Regions from separate parts of the Mus musculus genome. Here region 1 is linked to region 2. Evidence: chromatin contacts called from ENCODE Hi-C or POLR2A ChIA-PET data. All regions are on one chromosome and are shown on one strand. The core of a region is the stretch at or near the end of the contact, and the rest is flanking DNA. Distances in the headings are between cores, read along the strand shown. Region 1 holds the start of Hormad1 (HORMA domain containing 1). Region 2 holds the start of Ctss (cathepsin S).

What was found. A loop is a pair of places that touch in the nucleus more often than their neighbours do. ChIA-PET counts read pairs that join two places held with the same protein, here RNA polymerase II (POLR2A).
Region 1: a map of left cerebral cortex shows a loop between it and region 2 (2.3-fold over the local background). The contact joins the promoter of Hormad1 here to the promoter of Ctss in region 2. A Hi-C loop is called at or near these places in 4 of 37 maps with a recorded cell type or tissue (CH12.LX, gastrocnemius and left cerebral cortex). POLR2A ChIA-PET finds 5 or more read pairs at or near these places in 1 of 5 experiments (embryonic stem cell).

The regions. Positions count from the first base shown.
Region 1 is chr3:95,558,414-95,561,113 of GRCm38, reverse strand. It overlaps Hormad1 (HORMA domain containing 1), which reads right to left and starts at 1,437. Exons shown (of 15, transcript NM_001289532.1): 1 at 1,382-1,437.
Region 2 is chr3:95,525,499-95,528,198 of GRCm38, reverse strand. It overlaps Ctss (cathepsin S), which reads right to left and starts at 1,413. Exons shown (of 8, transcript NM_021281.3): 1 at 1,274-1,413. The coding sequence starts at 1,299.

The DNA of each region.
Region 1 (2,700 bases), core at 188-2,687, 33 kb before region 2:
AAATTCAATCTTTAAAAGTCAATGTAGCCAGACAGTGGTGGAACATGCCTTTAATCCCGGCACTAGGAAGGCAGAGGCAGGTAGATCTCTATGAGTTCGAAGCCAGCCTGGTCTACAGAGGGAGTTCTAGGACAGCGGGGCTACACAGAGAAAGCCTGTCTCAAAAAAAAAAAAAAAAAAAAAAAAAAAAAGAGGTCAATGTATTGCTCCAGGGTGTGGTACATGCCTATAATCCTAACATTTAAGATGCTCAGGCAAGAGGATCAGTATTTCAAGTTTATCCTTAGCTGGTTAGAAAGTTGTAGTCCAGGCAAGACTGTCTGAGACCTTTTTTGCTTTTCTGTTTTTTTGTATTTTGGGGGTGGGGATGGTGCCTGATAATTTAAAAATAATTATATCAAAAAAGTCAAATCAGATGACTCCTTTATCAGGCTCAGTATGCATTGTTGCTCTGAAACTATAAATGGGAAAGCCAGGAGGGCACAAGATGGTTGAGCTGGTAAAGGAGCTTGCCTCTGGGCTGATGATCTTAGCTGGTAGAAACAACATGGCAGGCAGAAGGAGCAAATTGATTCCCATAAGCTGTCCTCTGACTTCTACACATGCCATGGCATGTTCACATATATTCCCCTCCCTGATATGTATCGAAAACATTTTTAAGGTCAGCAGACAATACTATTTTTTTTTTTAAATTTCTTTTCTCATGTAGCCAAGAATGAATTTCGACTTTGTTTTTCTTTCTTTCAAGGCAGGTCTCTCTACGTAGCTCTGCTGTCCTGGAACTCTCTCTGTAGATTAGGCTGGCCTCCGAGACCCACCCGCCTCTGTCCCTGCCTAGCTGGTACTGGGACTAAAGGAGTGAGCCACTACACCCGGCCTCATCTTGAACTTCTGATCCCTCGGCCTCCCCCCGACCCCCCAGTGCCATCATGCACCATTTATTCTCAAATCTTAATTTATATTTTGAGACAAGGTCTCACTATGTAGCTCTGGCTGGCCTGTGACTTACGCTATGTAGAGCACAGTGGCCGACACTCCACCCACCTTCTGATTCTTTTAATGACTGACTCTGAGTTCCCAACTATCTTGGTAAACCGACTTAAATTTCCTTGCACCCTGGTCTCTATTTCGTCTGTTAACATGAGAATTCACGTAGAAGTCCGCACAAAATAAGAGACCTGACACGGCTGGAAACCGTTAGTCCCATGGCGACTGCCAGCTGCCCTCGTCGCCCCCTCAGGACCCGCTTCGGACACAAGCACACAAAGTCTCTCAAATGTCTGCTGTTTGGACCGTAAGGAACCTGAGAGGGCGAAGGGCCACAGAAAAGTGACTAAGGGATGATAAAAAATGAAGAGAACCAAGCCGAAAATAAACATACTTTACGCACCGCCTGAGGGAAGCGTCCGGCAGCGACAGGCAAGAGTCTTGAAGTGCGGCGCTCCGGTCAGCACGTGCGCAGTGCGCATGCGCCTTAACTGTCACTGGCACGTGGCGCACCCTTTGACCTCAGGCCAGACCACTATTCCCGCCAAAAGCTGCGCAAGGCCTGCCGGGAGCCAGGCTCGCAGCAAGGCTCCAGCGCCGTCCCCAGCAGGCCAAGGCCTGACCGGGGTCAGGTCGCTGAAGGTACAAAGCCTGCCCGACACAGCTGGCTCCCCAGAGACCCCCGGTGTCCCCACACCCGGTGTTGCTGTTTTCTGCTTTAGATTTTGTCACTTTTAGATGATTGTTAGATTTTCCGGTTGCTGTACAGTCCCCACATCCAGTTAACGATGCCTCTGAGGAAATCAGTCGTCTACCAGTCTGCTTACTTAGGTTTTTATTTCTGTTTAATTGATTTCAAAGCTGAACTGCGGCGGTGCATGCCTTTAATCCCAGCACCCGGGAAGCAGAGGCAGGCAGATTTCTGTGGTCAAGACCAGTCTGGTCTGCAAAGTGAGTTCCAGTACAGCTAGGGCTACACAGAGAAACCCTGACTCTGGGAAAAAAACAAAACAAAACAAAACAAACTCAAACCAAAAGAACAAATAGTTTTTAATTTTTAGTATGCGTGTGTGTGCCTTATTACATTCATTTGGAGGTTAGAGGACAGTACTTGGACATGCTCATACCACAGCATAAGTGGGGGTCAAAGAATGACTTGAAGTTGGTTCTCTCTTCTACCATGGGGTGGGGGGTTGTCTCAGGATCTAACGGAGCTGCCAGGTTTGATAGCAATTACTTTTACCTGCTGAGCCTTCTCACCCGCCCTAATATTTTTATTTTTGAGAATTATTCTATATAGCCAAGGTTGGTCTTGAATGGCCATCCTGCCAACTTCTTGCTCCCATCCTCCAGACTAAACTTACAGATGTGTGTGTGTGTGTATAATATATATGCAATATATATCACATGTATATATATTATACACACACACACACACACACACACACACACACACACACACACACACCTGGGGACAGTGGATAGCTTTGAGAGCAATTTGTCTCATTTAAAAACAAAAGTAAGTTTTATTTTTGAAATGGTGATTTTCAGTACTGGCCTTCAAGATTGTGGGCGGTAGCTAAGCCAAGATGTTGTCAAACTGCTGATCCTTCATCAGGCTGTCCAAAGGACCACCAGCCCTGCTTCATATTCTTGTTTGTTTGTTTGTTTGGTTTGGTTTTTGTTTTTTTGAGACAGGGTTTCTCTATATAG
Region 2 (2,700 bases), core at 164-2,663:
ATCCCATCACTTGGGAGGCAGAGGCAGGTGGATTTCTGAGTTTGAGGCCAGCCTGGTCTACAGAGTGAGCGCCAGGACAGCCAGGACTGCACAGAGAAACCCTGTCTCGAAAAACCAAAAATAATAAAAAAATTAAATCACCACAACATAGTGTGTGGGTGGGTGGGGTGGGGGGTGTATGGCAACACTACATAGCACCTCATTAATATGTATAGTTACTCTCCTCTCTTAAATTGGTTAAAATTTAATTTCAAAACTAAGCCAGGTACAATGGTGGATACCTATAGTCCCATCTTCAGAAGCCAACGCAGGAGGACTGTCAACAGGGAGTTCCAGGCCTGTCCAGGCAACACAGAGAAGGCTGGGGATGCAGCGCCACGTCTGACACTCGTCTAGTATGGGTGAGACCCTTGGCCTGAGCGTGAACACCAAAGTAATACAAACAACCAAGCAGCTCAACCTTCTCTCTCAAATAACCGTGCTCGCCTTCAGAGAAGCTAAAGGACAACCCAGCTCTTAGATTTGTACACCCTTGGGTTATTTTCCTTTTTCACATTTCTCCCCAACAAATCAAATATCTGTTTCAGAGGAGATACCCCAAACAGGCTTCTCACCAGGTGTGGTGGCCCACGCTTGTGATCCCAGCACTCAGGAGGCAGAGGTGAGGCAGGAGGAGCACTGTAAGTTTGAGGCCAGCCTGGTCTTCATATCGAGTTCTAAGGCCGCCAAATTTAAGAGGTGAGGCCCAGCCTCTAAAAAACACAGCTGATGCCCGCTCCGTTCCTATATTTAACAGAAATTCAGTAGTTGCCTGAAACTGGATTTATTATTATTGTTTTTGTTGTTGTTATTATTATTTTAGTTTTTTGAGATAGTGTTTCTCTGTGTATCCCTGGCTGTAGCTGGCCTCAAACTCAGAGATCTGCCTGCCTCTGCCTTCGGAGTGCTGGGATTAAAGGGGTGAAGCGCCACTCCTCGGCTGAAACTGAATTTTTTAAATGGTGTGAGCCTTCAGCTCATGCTTCACAGGAGCCCAGGTTTAAATCTCACCGCATCCACATACAACACAGTTATCACACAGTTAAGCCAACAAGAATCTCTCAAACAGACTCTCCCTAATCAGAAAAACAAGAGGCGAATGGGCGGCATGATTTTTGTTTTCAGCTTACTTCCTGAAAGCAAAGATTTAAAATCCCAGCGGCCTGACTGATGAAAAGATAGAGCATGTTTAAGGCCATATATGAAGAAAACAAAAGAAGCAGACAGTACATACATGGCAGCGTGGCCAGGAGCCCTCATGGTCATCCTGAAGTGTGGTGCTCACTCCAAAGATGTCCCTGGCAGCAGGAGGCTGCTTGAAATGACTCTAAAAAGAAATCGGAGCTTGTCACATGAAGCATCCACAATGAGGAAGTGAACTTTCATTTCGGTTTCATTTAAAGACTTATGAGAACAGCTGCCTCCGCCCTCTCCTTCTCACCTTGGGACAGTTTGTGTGTAATGAGCTGCCCAGAGGGCTCCATGGTAGAGGCCATCAATAGAATGACCTCAGCAGAGAACAGGACAAAGTTTTCCTCCAACCCTGTGTCATTTTGGTGGTCCATTTTATTCACATCGGTTCTGAGATGGAAACATTTAGTTATAAAGACATTTGGATCAGGCGCCTCAAATCTCAGGTTGCTACATGATTCCCTAGGAAGCCCTGTCTTATCCTTTAACACAAGTCATGTATGACTTATTGTGTCTAATACTCACTCATCAGTTCCTTTGTTTTAGTTCAAAGGATCTTAACACACACACACACACACACACACACACACACAGAGTTATACACATACACTTATACACACAGTTCTATCACATAGTTATCTCTCACAAACATACAATTATACACACATGGTTATCTCACATATTCACACACAGTTATACACATACATTCATCCATACATATGGTTATTATGCACATATTCACAGTTAATCTCACACATAGTTATACATATACAGCACAGTTATCACACAGTTATACCCACATGCACACATATACAGTTACACACACACTTACTCACACCAGGATATACACCCAACTGCCACTGTGGTCTTCTAGGCACAGCTGGGGTAAAATGAACTATTGGTTTTTAAACCTGAATCTTTATTAATCACCAATGAAAATGGGCATCTCTCCCATGTTTTTGACCACTGAGTTTTCTGAGGATTGCATTTTCAATTATTTTGCTCATGTTTCTAGTGTATTTATCGGTTTTCTTGGTGATCTGCAGGGCCTGTTTTTACTGTTCTGGCTAGCAGTCTCTGGTGGTGCCGTACACTCCGCCTGCCTTCTCACAGTTCTCCATTGGTTTTTTTCTTTGTTTGTTTGTTTGTTTTTACTTTGCTTATACTGATTTTTTTTTTTTACTGAAAATTTAAAATGCTGAAATAGAACATCTGGCCAGGTATAGTGCTAGTCTCAGGCCAGCCTGGGTTACATAAAACCTTGTCCTCAAAATACAAAACAAGAAGGCAGTGAGGTGAGGAACTCCTGTTTCAATAATCTCCTGGAACTGCCAACTTGTTTCATTTATGCTCCCATTTCCCAGATTATTTCGAAATAATTCCTAGATCTCATGTGTAATATGTTTCATATGAAAATGTTTCAAGTGTTTATCTATTTTTACAATTATTGTGTGTGTGTCGGGGGGGGGG